2 separate regions of the Mus musculus genome follow, and region 2 is linked to region 1. Evidence: chromatin loops called from intact Hi-C (ENCODE). Cell type or tissue: left cerebral cortex. All regions are shown on one strand.

What was found. A loop is a pair of places that touch in the nucleus more often than their neighbours do. Peaks named below come from ENCODE experiments on the same cell type or tissue, not always from the same donor. Only the 100,000 strongest peaks of a DNase experiment are listed, where the experiment ranks them.
Region 2: a loop joins it to region 1, with 8 times the contacts of the local background. A loop is called at or near these places in 5 of 42 quality-filtered maps.

What each region holds. Positions count from the first base shown.
Region 1 is chr14:105,625,647-105,633,646 of GRCm38, reverse strand. It overlaps Gm6145 (a long non-coding RNA gene), which reads left to right. Exons shown (of 7, transcript XR_004691309.1): 3 at 2,833-6,269; 4 at 7,096-7,340. Among named protein-coding and RNA genes, the nearest start is that of Mir6390, 5.9 kb to the right of the region's middle. In left cerebral cortex, no CTCF peak of the experiment used is centred here; DNase peaks (open chromatin) are centred at 4,364, 4,745, 5,450, 7,223 and 4 more places; H3K4me3 peaks cover 233 bases; H3K27ac peaks cover 4,997 bases.
Region 2 is chr14:105,492,350-105,500,349 of GRCm38, reverse strand. It overlaps 4930449E01Rik (RIKEN cDNA 4930449E01 gene), which reads right to left and starts at 1,562. Exons shown (of 3, transcript NR_045921.1): 1 at 1,269-1,562. In left cerebral cortex, no CTCF peak of the experiment used is centred here; DNase peaks (open chromatin) are centred at 1,547, 2,037, 3,022, 4,989 and 1 more place; H3K27ac peaks cover 2,690 bases.

The sequences.
Region 1 (8,000 bases):
AGAGTATTAGCATCAGAGGGTTAAGACTAGCCTCAGATATATAGCAAGTTTGATGCTAGACAAGAGACTGACTCAAACAGAATGGAATCTCTATATATCTATATAATAAGGCATATATGTATACATAATATATATTATTGAATATTTCAAAGTATTTCAAAGACTGAAGGAAACCTGATGTGATACTATAAGAAATATAAGGATGGGGACAGCTGAGGGTTGTACAGTGGATGTAATTGTGATTTCCAAGGAGTGTGGGAGAACAGAATAATCATGAGTCAAATGATAGATACAACTATATGCTACTGGAGGGAGGGTAAAGGCCTCAGAGGAAGGCAAGGGTGCAATTGAAAGGAAGAGAGATAGCATCTTGATGTTTCAGGGGCAGACTCTCACCTTGGACATGAGTAGACTCAAGCTTTTTTGATACATCTCCCAAGTCATGTATTCACTCTGAGCCTCAGTGTCTTTTGCCCTTCAAAGAGGGGGCACCGATAGTAACTCTTTGCAGGTTTCACGTAAGGAAATGTGTTTTACCACAAGTGCTGTACAAAGCATGGAACCTGACACTGAGGAAACCACCAGGAACAGTTAAACATCCTTTAAAAACACATCTAGTAAAGGACTTTCAGTGAGAAAAGGAAGGTAGCCAGCAGCTCAGGAAAGAGGAGGGGAGGACGGTCCAGGGAAGACATTGGTTTTTGCTTAGATGATATGCTCTTGAATAGCAGGAATGACCATGACAGATCTCAGAGACTTGATGCTGAGAAACCAAGGATGCTGTGTCCACTAAGAACTCTGAATGTCAGGGATGGCAGTGGCCTGGGGAGTCTCCAGGACACTCTGGAACCTTGGGCTGTTATCAAGTGGCCGTCAAGGGAACTCACAAAAGGATTCAAGAGCCCTGGTCAGGGGTGCACCTCATGGACCACTCCTTAACCAGAAGCAGGATAAGCTGGAGAACTATCAGTCTTTGAATGTTCTGTCTACATTGTCCTAAATTTGCTCTTGGGATTTGACTCAGTGTGTAGGATGGCAAAGAGAACAAACCTCAAGAACATCACAAGAAAATGTAGGAAAGATAAATGTGTGAAATGGAACAGTACAATCTGTAAGAGAAACGGGCACTTCAGAGTGTATGTGGAGCCAGGCGTGGGCCTGCTATGCTCTGCCTGGTCCAGGGAGGAGACTGCTTGGAAGGATCCTGGGCCGGACTTTGCCTGATAGATTTACCAGAGACCAAGAGAGGGAAGATAGATTACATGGCGATTTTGTAAAGTACAAAGTTGGTTACATATATCTATAAATAAAGTTTAAAGTCCATTGTGGGAGGGGCTGCTGGAGAGATGACTCAGTAGTTAAGGGCCCTTGCTGCTCTCCCAGTGAACTCTTGTTTGGTTCCTAGCACTCATGTTTGGCTGCCCACAACCACCTGTAACTACAACTTCAGGGCATCTGAGGATCTCTTCCAGCCTCTGGAAACACTTGCATTTATAGGCAGATACCTATATAAATGCTCATGTGCATGCACGTGTGTGCATGCGCGCGCGCGCACACACACACACACACACACACACACACACACACACACCTTCTAAAAATAAATCTTTATTTGTCATGCAATGAGTCACGATAATTACACTTTCTTACACTAGTACACCAGTTTACAGAGCATGCCAGAATCTTCTTTAATTCTTATCATACACAGGAAGATAGTGCTCGTTTTGTTCCTGATCTTGCAAATGAGGACAAAGTCTCAAAGGACTTTAAGTTGCATGCCCAGGGTGGCTCTGCTGTTACTGAAACCAGCTGCCTCGGTATTCATTCATATTCAGCAAACATGTAGTGGGTTCCTCTCCTCTGCCAGGCGCTTGGCCCGAGGCTGAAAATACAAAGACAATGCTCAAATGAATTCACAGAAAGCTGGGGGAAATACATCCAAAAACATGATTCAAATATAATGAAGCTAAAAAAATGATACAAGGTTGCATGTGACATTGTTAATTGAGACTATACACAAAGGGGACTGGGAACCTAAGCTGCTTAGGACAGGTGTCACCAGAAGCCCTTACAGAAGGAATAAGTAGGTGTTTAGGGGAGGAAGACAGAAAGCTGTTCAAGGCACTGACGCTCCACACAGAAAGCCATGGGAGCTCAATAGCACATTCTATGATGCCAACCTCAGAAATTAACAGCCTTGAGTTGCAGGTGGAAGGTGCAGAAGCCAAATTAAAAACAGTCTTTTCAGGCTGAGCTCAGGAGCCTGAATTTCCATGCTGTAAGTGGCTGGGATCCACTGGAGGATTTTAATTGTGTAAGTTGACAAGATCAGATTTGCTATTCAGAAAGCACACCCTGGCACAGATCGGTGGGTGGAATAGAAAGTGGTTGCCCTGGAGACAGGCAGACCCATTAGGAAGCTCTGACAAAGATCCAGGAGAGAGAAAATGAGGATAGTGGTTGGAGGAATGAGCAGATTCAAAGACATTTTAGAGGTGGAACGGATGGTCGGGAGACGCTCATTCAGTGTAAATGCTGAAGGAAAGGAAGAACCAAGGAGCGCTGTGGTTTCCAGCTTGGATTTCTATATGGATAGTGAATAATTAATGAAGATGTGGCGGGCGGGCATAATGGGGACTTAAGAGGGAGGTAGTTGTAGATGGACGTGATCAATATACATTTGTTTAAATGTGTATAACTTTCAAAGAGTAAGAGAATTATTATTTTAATAGATCAAGGTATAAAATACAAAAAAAAGTCAAATGGGGGGGGGGGTTTGCTAATGAATTCATATGTGACCTGTTGAATTTGATGTATCTTTTGGACTTGTAGGTGAAGAAGTCACATGTGGTGAATATATTATCATCAGAATGCGGAGCAATGAAATGTAAACAGATAGGAATCGTCACTAAAGCTCCAACTGCAGCCTCCGGGTGCCATAGCTTTTGCACCATCCATTTGCACCATCTCTGCAGTAAGTCCTAGCTCAAGCCTTACTCCAAAGTACAAATTAGCATAGCAGCTCAGTCAACAATGCCTCCGAGCTTCTGGAAAGAAAGATGCTCAGTCACCATAGACCCAGAATTAATGAAAAGTCACAGAAATAATAGCTCCATTCTCTACTTGCTTCTGAACCTCAAATCAGTGGTTGGCAACAAGGTAAGGGACTTACAGAAACTGCTGAAAGGACTTTCCGGTAAATAGAGCGCCAAGAGGAGTTTGCTTTGGATATCTGCTCTGACTAAACCATATATGTGCTTGTGCTACAAAACCTCTAGTTCCCATTCTTGACCTGAATCCCTTTTCTAGTTGGGAATTTCTTGCTTCTCTTTTTATTTTTTTTTCACCTGATCAAGTTACAAGAATTAGATGATATATATAGATACACATACATACATACATATATATATTAGATATAATTCGCCTATATTTCAGCTAGAAGATAACTTTTGGAGAAAAACAATTTTTTTTCTGCTTAGTTGTGAGAAAATGCCAGCAACATAAATTTCAGACCTCACAAATAAGAACCAATTTTTCTTTCAATAGAAATGAGCGGAGTGTTCGAGTAGAGAATTGTCACTATCAATACTTGCCCAAAAGACTGAATGGTCATTATCTATTCCCAAGTTGTGATAGATATGAAACAAGCAATACCATAATGTTTTGCTTTCCTCCCTCTCACAGGGAAGGAGCAAGGGGCTTTGAGGGAGCCTTCTGAGAGGAGGAAGACCATACTTAATGCTAATAACACGGGGAAGACGGAGACTGGGGATTGCAGTACAGAGTTTTGAGTTTCCAAAAAATTTTTGATAATGATCCTGTTCTAGGGATTTGATGAGCGACAAACATAAAAATTTTAAAGTGATCCAGAAACCTTTAAAACGAGATCTATCATATGACAAATGCTCATAAATAGCATGAGGATTAGATAAAAGAGGTTACTGACTTCCTCAAGGTGCCCAGAAAATAACTGACAGCATCCCAAGAACACAGTCCTTACTGTCCAGTACAAGCTCCTCTTCACTGTCCCAAGCCACACATGTACTCTGAGCACACGTGTTAATGAGACTCGTATTGTGTAGTAATTCTACTCTGAAGTTTGTTGCTTTGGCCTATGGATAGATTGAGAACCTTCGAAGCAATTAGCACCAATGATTGTTAGAATGAGAGGAGCAAGGTTAGTGATCTGCTCTAAAGAAGCAAGTGGCACCATGCTGTGTGAGCTGACCATTAGTCAGCATCACTTTAACCCAGGAAAGCCTGCTGCTGAAGTGGCCTAAGGTGATGAATCACAAGGAGCATCTTGCTCTTGACTTGGCTGCCATTAAAGTGATGCCAAGCACCACATAACCAACTGAAAGGCGTCAAGGGGTTGGCAAGCCACTTGCACAACAGAGTTTGATGTTAAGCATCTGGGAGTTTCCAGCATATGAAGGATACATGGGGGTTCCGAAATTACCTACATCACTGAGCACTGTACAGCTGTCACTTAATATTTAAACTGGATGAGAAATCACAAAAACTCTGGTTTCTCAAAAGCAGAACTACAAGCTGTCAAAGTTGTTGGGTCCTTGGAGGCTATCCCAACTTAATTACTTATTTCACAAATGGAGAAACGTGCCATTATTCATGTGGGCAGAAGAAAGAATACGGAGCTAGAATCCTTCCTGGGTATCTTGTTTTAGGGGATTATAGACATAGACTCTTAAGGAACACCATCTGTGCAAGAGGCACAGCGCACTGACTAAATGCATGCTGAGAGTCTCCTGGTTAAATCCACCCTCTTCCTGTTTCACTTCACATGCAGATGCTGGAAAGGGTAGGGACCTAATGAGAGGCAGCAGTCAGCCCCTCCCAGCTGTTCTTGCTCTAACCACATCCTGGTCAGGTGCCATTATTCCCTGGCTCCCCTGACTTATTCTTCACACTGTCCTCACTGATGATGGCTTTCCTAAAGCACTGTTGCCCTTCCAAAAACACTCCAACAAGGCAATTTATAGCTGACCTATGTTTTTCTAATAATGTTTTCTCTCCTCTCTTCATCCTGGAAATCCACGTGTCTCAGTTGCTCTCAATCACTGCCACGAGTCTGGTGATGCGCTAAGCTCGGGGCAGGATCTCAAGGGCTTTGAGGTAAATAAGGTACCCTCTGTGGGCTCTGTTTCAATTAGATGCTAGAGCAATTGTCATCATTTTAGAGAACAAAGATACTGTGATCGAAAACCGTGAAGGCTGCTGTCTATGTCATGCTTGTCCCTAGTTTACATGCATTTTCCAGATAACCAAATCCAATAAGCCCTGAGTGCACCCTGATCCCCTCTCCACTCCCGTGTCAGCTCCAAATGGATGGAAGATGACAGGAAGGAACTAGCTGGGACACAGAGCAAAACTTCTAGAGTTAATGAGACAGTAACTCTCATCTTAGTTCCTGATGAAGGACCTAAAGCTGTTTGGTGTGGCTAGGAGCATATGATTTTCCTGAGGGACCTGTTAAACAAGTCCCATCTCTCTTGAGTTTCAGCTTACATAGCCAGAAAATAAATCCTTTCCCTGTTCCAAGCAAAGTACTAGGACATCTTGCTTCTCTTGCCTCTACAGACAGCAAGATGACTTCATGGCTTTCTCTTTCACCACAGTCACTGGTGCTCAGTACAAATGAGACTCACCTTAGAAAGAAAGAAAAGAAAGAAAGAAAGAGAAAAAGAGGGGGAGGGAGAGAGGAGGGAGGGAGAAAGGGAGGAAAGAAGGAAGGGAGGGAGGGAGGGAGGAAGGAAGGAAGGGTGGATTTGGAAAACACACTTACAGCCTCCTAGAGAGGAAATAGGCCGTGAAACCTAATGAAGAAAGAACCATAGACCAAGGTCACAACAGCAAAAACAGAAAGAAAAAATATGAGCACATTACTTCGTAGAAGTAATACATAAAACATCTGCAGCAGAGGCATTATCTTCTACTTAATGAGCTAAATGCATTATTTATTAATCCTGTTATATGTGTGTATCAGAGGTCAGAGGGAAACTTGTAGGAGTCGATGTTCTTATTCCTTGTGTCTGGAGAATTGAACTCAGCCTATTAGGGTTGGTGGCAAAGGAATAGTTATAAACAGACCACCCCCCCCCCAAGCGACCACATGTAACTCATTGATTTTGGCAGGATGTCTGCATCATCTGTATTGACCTGCTCCCCAGATTAATACCGAAGCACTGCAATTTCTTGAGGATTATCCACCTAGGAGGAAATGATACGCTGGCCCATCCATAGTAGTCAAGGTATGTTCAACATCAAGAGAAGGTTTGCTGTGTAACAGGTAAGAACAGGTTTAAAAGTGTGGCTTTATATGATAGCAAAGCACAAATATTCCTAAGTATTACTGTAGTGTTCACAGTAGTCAAAATAAAGAATTAGCCCAGATGTCTGTCAACACATGAATTCCTTAAAAAAAAAAACCTTAGTATAAATACCCAGTGGAGCTTTTTGCAGATATATAAAGAAAGGATTGTGTCATTTTCAGGAAATAAATGAACTAGAGGTTATTGAGATAAGAGAGACTCAGAAAAAAAAAACCACTAAATTAATTGAATATAATGTTCCAGAAACATTCACATATGTAAGACAGTTGTAATAAAGATGTCATCACTGAGAGTAGAAATAGTATTTTCTGTGAGTCCCTGTGAGTCTATATGAGCTGTTTGTAAAAATAACAATAATAAACAAACATTGAATCACCCCTCACGACTGCATTTAAAGTTGATTAGAAGTTAGAAGTGAAGGTTTTGAAGGTTTTGTGTAGGATATTGAACTTTATAAATGAAGTTGCACGGGGACCTGGGTGTGGCTCAGTGGTAGAACACTTGTCCATATGCATAGGGCCTTGAGTGCAGTCACGCACACACAGAGAGACATGTGCAAACACAGCATAATAGCTACTTCAATTTTCAAAATCAATATATAGGTAAAACAATCACAGCTAATTATCAGAAAAGTTATGACCTAAGCATTTAAAAATATTAACCTTTGAGCATGATGGAATCCCTCCACAGACACGCAATCCAGTTTTGATGAATCAGGGCTCAAAGGATTTTGTGTGCTCCACAGAAACAGTCTGAGATCCAAAAAGTGGCTTAAAAGAGGGAAAAGTTAATCAAAATGTCTGTGAAGCTCTGGCTTCAGTCTCTCCAGCGAGGCTTTCTGAAGCACAGCTCTGATAGAACTAAACCCAATGAGACACCGCCTACAAGAGGAATCCAGCGTGTGAACGAAGACTAAAAAGCAAAACAGCAGCGTCTGGAGTGGACAGCTTCTCTCACTCAGAGAACTGTAGCCTCAAATTCCTGGCAGAGGTGAGACTAGAACTCAGTCTCATGGTATTGCCTACAGTTAACAACATTAGTTGAATTGTGTGTGTCTTAATTTCACTTATGTAAATGGAATGAACAGGTAGACATGGTAGTGCGGGTCTGTCATTCCGGCACCAGGGAGGCTGAGGCAGGATAACAATGTGTTAACATTCCACCTGATTTATACAGTTAGTGTCAGACTAATCTGAGCCATAGGCTGAAAACTTGTCTCAAGTCAATCAACGAAGAGAAGCATAAAAATATCCCAACCATCCTGAGATTTTCAGTTTTATAAGTAAAACAAGTCTAAGTCCAACATGAGACTGCTATTCAAACAAACAAACAAACAACAAACGCTGAAGATGGGCCCAGGAGGGTCCTGCCATTACTAGCAAAGGGCCGCCATTACTAGGTCAAGGCCTAGACTCCGATGTGATTGGGTTGAGCAGGCAGCATAGGCCTCAGTTTGCGGAAAATGAAAATGCAAGGTGCCTTTCTCAAAGTGATTTTGAATTTTAGCGGCTAGAGAGAGCAGAGTATCAAACCACGATGAAGGGCTTCTAGTTATCACACACACACACACACACACACACACACAGAGAGAGAGAGAGAGAGAGAGAGAGAGAGAGAGAGAGGGAGAGAGAGAGAGAGACTCTGCCTTCA
Region 2 (8,000 bases), 130 kb after region 1:
AAGTATGCATACGTGTGTGTGTGTGTGTTTGTGTGTGTGTGAGTGTGTATGTTTGTATGTGAGTGAGTGTGTGTGTGTGTGTGTGTGTTTGTGTGAGTGTGAGTGTGTATGTTTGTATGTGTGTGTGTGTGTGTGTGTGTGTGTGTGTGAGTGTGAGTGTGTATGTTTGTATGTGAGTGAGTGTGTGTGTGTGTGAATTTTTCCTATGCTATCATGTAATACACTCCCCGGTTGTATAGATTTAGGAATCACATTTTTCTTTCCCTCCTAGCCCACTATGATGAAGACACCTTGGAGTCTAGGGAAGAAAAGCCAGTGGGTCAGGAAAGCGTCTATCTGTCTTTCCGCCCTCATAGATAAAGCAGGAATTTTCTGGTGGTCTCTCTCTCAGCTTCTGATGTTCAGAAAGATAACTGTGTACACCCCCGTCGGAGAAGACGCTGACTTTTGTGTGGTTCCTTCTTGTGCCTGTCTTTCCCCTTCAGGGTTTAACTGAGTTTCCGACGGCCTGTCTCCGGCTGTGATAAATCAGGGGTTTCTTTTTCCCACTCTGGACTCCATTATGACATCACAGTAGCTATACAAACCCCAGAGTGAAGCAAACAAAAGAATTTTTTTAGTTCTCCTTCATTCAATAAGGCTCCATTTTCTGTCACACGACAACCTTTTGACCTGCATCCTAATGGCTCTGGTCACTCAAGGGCAGAAGTCCGGCCATAGGTTAAGTCTGTGCGCGTTTATGTTGAGGAGGGGTCTGTTTGTGCTCACTTCCTGTTGTCTGCTGGCACAATGCCATTGCTGTTCCGGAGCCATGAGATTCTGCTTCCTGAGTGAGCTCTTTCCCCTGAGATGTTAAAAGGAGGTTGCCTGTCTTGTCTCTGTCCCTTCAGTTAGCCAGGCCTTTTTGTCTTGGCTGCAGCTGAGCTGACAGTAGAGCCATCTTACCTTGAGAGGCTTGGGGGCGGGGCGGTGGGGGGCAAGTAATGCTGACTATTTCGTCGCGTTGCAACGGTTTCCCCGCTTTGCATTTCTTAACACCTGCTAGCCTGAACATTGCTTTAAAATGTACAGCTTCTGTTTGGTTCCTTTTTAAATGTTCAAAGCAAAAGCAGAACATAAACAATAGGCATATCAGGTAAACGCAGACTATTTGGGCAATAGTCGGATTTAAATACAGATCTGCAACTCCTCTCTCTCTCTCTCTCTCTCTCTCTCTCTCTCTCTCTCTCTCTCTCTCCCTCTCATTCTGTCTTCTCTGCCCACCTTACCTGCTCCTGCCTTCCTCCACACTCTCCCATTCTGCTTCAAGGAGAGGAGCAGACTGACCACTGCTAGAATGAATGCTACCAAGCTGACCAGTCGCAGAAAGTGTTGAGGCATGTGAACAACGATCCATCCATGCAACACACTCATTCAGCCAGCCAACCCAGCTGGCCTTCATCCCTTCCTCTTTCAGATGGGCCCAGGTTCTACAGGGTAAAGTCACTCAGCATTCCCAAAGCAGAAAGCAGTAGGTAGAGCAGATGAGTGAAGACCAGCCTGGAAAGGATATAGCATTCGTCATCCCGCACAGGAGAGACGTGGGGGATCTGTTCACACTCCATCTCCTGTCTTACCGGGGAGGGGGGGGGGAAGGGTCTCTGTACTACCTATGGTATGTGAGCAGGCACTGCACACTTAGGGGAGCGCTGCTCTCTGGAGTCCCATTGTCTTCAACTAATTCTTTAAAGGATAACGCAGAAAGGATATTTAACTTGGTACATTTCCAAAACCAGTGATTTACTCTCTCCACTAGTTTCCCAGTCTATGCCCTCAAGATGGGCATAGAATTTATCACTTGGCCTCTTCTTGGCTATGTAGACAGACAATATGGGATCCTCCCTTCCTTCTTTTCCTTTTTTCTTAAACCACAGTTCCAAATTATGCATATTCCTCTGTTGTGCAATCTCATGTTCCACTCCCCCCCCCTCCATATGCTATGACAGATCACTACAGCAGACCATTGTGAATGTCCCCCGAGGTGGGAAGGCTGCCTTCCTGAAGCAGATTAGTGATCATCCTGGAGTGGTTCCATGTTCCTTTTTCCAGGAGCCAAACCCGGATGCTTTTTTTTTTTAAAGATACTTTTAAAAAAAGAAATGCAGGCACGAATATAACTCGAGGAATGTTATACTTCCTGGTACCAGCTGTTCATCAAATTATGAGAAGAAACAGGAGGATTTATGATCCTTGAAATTTCATTTGAGCCCATGTTGTCACAGGGGTACTTCCTACCATATGCTCCATCCTTTTTGCAAGGTCCCAAGAAACCCCCCCCCCCCCCGAGAGCATGGAGTCCCGAGGGTTAATTTAATTTTATCTGTTTTCTTCCCATGGTAGTGAGAGAGAAGCTGCCATAGAATCCTCCCATTCCTCTTATTTTTTTTTTCTTCACATATAAGTGGTTCTCTCCTTAAAAATATAAGATTCTCCTTCTCAGCATGGTCTAGGATTTCTTAAATTTTCCTTCACGTGACTGCATAAATATAAGATTATGTCATTTTCATAAAAATGAACACAAATGGGCATAACCATATTAAACAAATTTTGTCATTCAAAGAATGACAAATATGTTTTCCTTCCCTTGTGATTCCTAACATATATATGGATATGTAAAATAATGTATGCATATGACATAAAAATAGAAGAGAAATAGCCTAGGAGAATAAGAGGAATAATAGAAAGGGGGGAGGGCAAAAGAGATAGGGAGGGCATAGGGGGCAAGGTGATCAAAGTATGCTTATATACTTGTATGAAAATAGCTTTATGTAACACATGACCACGTATCATGACTATACACAAGGAAAAAAGTTTTTATATATGCATATTTATGTATGTATATATAAATGCATACATATATCTATATACACACATACATATACATACACACACATACACACATACACACACACAATGCTGTGGCTAAAGAAATGACTCAGCAGTTAAGAGCACTGGTTGCATATCTAGGGCACCGGGGTTCAATTCTCAGGATCTCTCATGTGAGGTCTGACAGCCTCTTCTGGTCTCCAAGAGCACCAGGCACGTATGTGGTGCATACATGCAGGCAGAACACCCATAGCAAACACAGAAGTGGATGCTCACAGTCAGCTATTGGATGGATCACAGGGCCCCCAATGGAGGAGCTAGAGAAAGTAACCAAGGAGCTAAAGGGATCTGCAACCCTATAGGTAGAACAACATTATGAATTAACCAGTACCCCGGAGCTCTTGACTCTAGCTGCATATGTATCAAAAGATGGCCTAGTCGGCCATCACTGGAAAGAGAGGCCCATTGGACATGCAAACTTTATATGCCCCAGTACAGGGGAACGCCAAGGCCAAAAAGTGGGAGTGGGTGGGTAGGGGAGTGGGAGGGAGGGTATGGGGGACTTTTGGGATAGCATTGGAAATGTAAATGAGGAAAATACCTAATAAAAATTATATTAAAAAAAGAAAAAGTCTATGGGGACCAGGGAGTGGAATGTGATGGTTTGTATATCCTTGGACCAGGGAGTGGCACCATCTGAAGGTGTGGCCTTGTTGGAATAAGTGTGACCTGGTTGGAATGGGTGTGTCACTGCGGGTGTGGGTATAAGACCCTCACCCTAGTTGCCTGGAAGTCAGTCTTCCACTAGCAGCCTTTGGATGAAGACAGAACTCTCAGCTCCTCCTGCACCATGCCTGCCTGGATACTGCCATGCTCCCACCTTGATGATAATGGACTGAACCTCTGAACCTGTAAGCCAGCCCCAATTAAATGTTGTTTTTTTATAAGGAAAAAAAAAAAACACCCATAGCAGTAAAAATAAAATACGTTTTAAAAAGCAGAAGAACATAATTCTGCCACAAAAATCACCTAAGATATCTGGTGTTTATCATCAGTTTGTTCAGAAGCTAAATTACATCCCTGATCTCTACCATCTATTGCATTTAACCTCAACCTCACTAAGAGAAGATTTTGAAAAGCAGAGACTGGTAGAAGAATGAAGAAAGAGGGGAAAGTGGAAGCAGTCGACACACGAGAGAGAAGCAGCACCTCTGTGCAGTGTGAAGGGAGAGGACAGATATGATTCACGCCAAGGTCAGGCGATGTGTGATCACCAAGGACCAGACGGGGAAGAGCCAGAAGAGGGAGGAGCCAGAAGAGGGAGGAGCCAGAAGGGGAAGGCCAATGTGGTAGCGGTCCATGGGGACCTCTTAGGAAGAAAGCTTACTAGCTGTGCCCATAGTGTAGCAAAATGGAATCAAAAGACCTGCTTCATACAACTTCTCTTTTCCTTGAGGTTTCCATGTCTCAAATATGTGTGTAACTTTAGCTGTAACATGCGACACGCAGGTGCTTTTAAAGGATCAAAATGGAATGACAACAGCCATAGAATGGAGAAATCAGAGCAAGAGACCTATCTGAATGTACTATTCCGGCATCAGGAGTCAGCTGTCTGGATTCCCAATCCTACAATAAATGAAGGACAGCTGGAATCTTCACAAAACATCACACATATTCTGCAGAGTGCTGAACCCTGATGAACTTTGTGAAGATCCACTACCACTGGCCTGGCAATCATTTCTCTCTTTCCAGGTGAGTGAACAGGTGAAGAAAACATGAGAAAGAGTGATTGATTTCCTATACTGCCCAAGAAATTAATCGCATATGAGAGTTAAAAAATATGGAAGTACAATATATAATGGTAATCAGGGGGCATATTATCTTGTCTAATTTTAATCAACCCTTGACATATATAAATAGAGATTTAACTAGTTGACTGATTAGTTCTTTTTCAGTTTGTGTGTTTTCAAGTGATTTGTGATCTTTCTTTAAAAAAAAATGTCTTTCTCTCTTTCTTTTACGAATCTCTGGCAAGTTGACATACATATGGTGAACATATGGCCTGCCCCTAATTGATTTAATTCAAAGAGGACCCAGGGGAAAGCTCTGAGCACTATCTGTTTGAGAGCTTTGGGGAGTGTTGATTTCAGAGTGAAGGGTGAAAGTGTGATGCCATCATAGTGGTGCAACTGGAACAGACCCGGCATTACCCACACATGGCAGGGAGCAGCAAGGATATAAATCACTAGGGCAAGTGTGATCCAGCTCTCTGAACTGGCACAGGAGGTTAAAAAAAAAAAAAAAAAAGGTGATGCCTATTTCAAGAAAAAAGTACATATTTTGCTTACCCTGAATTTCCCAGGAGAAAGCACATTGCCTAACTAACAAGCACCCCAAACACACACACACACACACAGACAGACACACACACACAGACACTCACACACAGAGACACACACACACACAGACACACACACACACACACACAGAGACAGACACACACACACAGACACACACACACACAGACACACACACACACAGACACACACACACAGACATACACACACACAGACACACACACACAGACACACACACACAGACAGACACACACAGACACACACACACACACACACACACTTATAAATCAATTTGCCCACATTCCAGAATAGTTCAGTTTTCCTAGTGCATCTCCCACCTGATAGAGATAATTCTGTAGCTAAACTATGGCAGAAGAAGACTTGCTGGCTTGCACTCCCTCCCACAGACTGTTACACACAAAGCCATGTGTATATTGTCTGTTTGCTAGATAACAATCCAGGTGCCAGTAAACCAAAATCAATTTTAGTGGACTCTCTTTACTGTCCTCCTGGTTTGGCTCCAACACTAACGTCAAGTCCCTGCGTTGGCTAGTGATGAACTTGCTCATCTGAAGTCTATTGGAATCTTAAGAAGGGTGACAAGATAAAATTATAAATACATAACACCTGGCCAGAGTCTATTATTGCCTCACTTGCTTATTTATCTTGTGGGTAGGGGAAGAAGGTAACACACGCCACAGTGTACATGCAAAAGTCAGAGAACCACTTACAGCAGTTGCTCCTCTCTTTCTATCACACAGCTTCCGTCCAGGGATTGAACTCGGGTCACTAGGCTTGGCAGGAAGCACCTTTATCCACTGAACCATATTGCTGGTCCCCGTATTAGTATTTTCATGTCAGTAATTTTACATTCAAAGTTCATTTTGCCATGTGCCAAAAACAAAGGACATGACTGATATATCAGTACTTCTGAGCCATGCATAAGAAATCTATAGTTGATAGTCATTTATAAATTATATTTAATATATCATATATTCATAGTTAATATATGTATGAATATATGCACACGCACACATACATGTTATATATCATGAAGATATAAATTATTTTATATATTATAAACATATGTGATGCCTTAAGTTGCATGTTAGACATCATAAATTTAAATATTTACATGTATTTATATGTTATATTTTACTTGTAAAGATGTGCTATATATCATATATGGTATCTTTATATATGTTATACATGTTTTTACACACATATGATTTCATATGTGTACCTTTCAGTTCTTATTTCTTTTGCCTTTGTCTCAACACAATGTCATCAAGACCTTGGATGATCTCCATAAGTGTCAGAAGATAAATAATCTATCTCATCGTGGTAGTTACAACAGTAATACAGCTTCTGTTTACTTCATCTGTGCCAACTCCAGGCCATGATGTAAATATGTTTTCAAATAAGTCCTCTGTCTCGTTTAATCTTGATAATCTCCCTGAGAAGGATCTTGCTATTCTCCAGATCTCAAATTTGGGAGTTGCAGTGTGAAGATGCTAAATAGCGTGTTTCAGAGCAAGTGGTATTAATTCAACATTGGAAAGACCACTGGTACCCAACAGACTCTTCCAGCTGAGTTCAGAAAGTGTGCTTTCAAGATCCAAGCTCTCCTTGTGCCTGAGTTGGTATGACTTTACTCAGTCCTCTGTCCTTTACCTCATCCCTCTCCTGGAAGTAACTTCAAGCATTTTATGTTGATATAGTGAAATAGTAAGAGCCCTATATTCCTAAATAATAAAACAGAGGGGATAGGGGCAGAGACATCTGATTGTGGCAAACCACCACAGCCAAGAACAGAGTGAGAAAGAGCCAGAAAGCATTTCTATGATGTCTTTGTCCATTTTGGTGTGCCTGGGAATGTCTCAGAAAAAAATTACTATTTCTCCCAAATAACAAATTTATTGAGTCATCATCAAATCCTTTCCAGTGGATTCAAGTTTTATAGCTTTGATTTTAAGCTTTTTTTTTTTAAACTTTTTTGTTGTTGTTTGGTTTGGTTTGGTTTGGTTTGGTTTGGTTTGGTTTGGTTTGGTTTGGTTTGGTTTTTCGAGACAGGGTTTCTCTGTGTAGCCCTGGCTGTCCTGGAACTCACTCTGTAGACCAGGCTGGCCTCAAACTCAGAAATCCACCTGCCTCTGCCTCCCAAGTGCTGGGATTAAAGGCGTGCGCCACCATGCCCGGCTTACATATTTTAAAAATCAAATGTAGTGGCCTCTCTATTGTCCTCCCTGACAGTAGGAAGAAACGCTTAGGGATCCTGCTCTGTGGTGTGAGCCTGAGCACACGAGGGCATTTAAATGTCTTAAAAGTCCACTATGGAAAACCGCAGTCAAGCTTGAGCTCATACATCAAAGATTCCATTCCTGAAGCTTATAGGACCATAAAATCTAGAGGAAAAAAAAGCTTGATAGATTTCTCTCTTGGGTATTATGACAATATACTTGTCCTATCCAGTGGCACCCAAAATGGGAGAATTTATCCAAATGTCATTTTAGAGCTAAATGCTAGTTACCCAATGGAGGTACAAATATTTCAATATAGTTTGTTAATCAACTGGAACTTGGTCCTCCATAGTTCCTACAATCAAATGCCTAAGATGGACACACACTGTACATTGAAGAGTTTCTGCATGGCCATGTCACAATGACCTAAGTAAACGACAGGAAGACTGAAGACCCGTGGAGCAGCCTCTTCTGGACACCTAAGGTGCCATCTTTATTTGAGAATGAAAACTCAATGGAACCTTGGAGTCTTTCTATA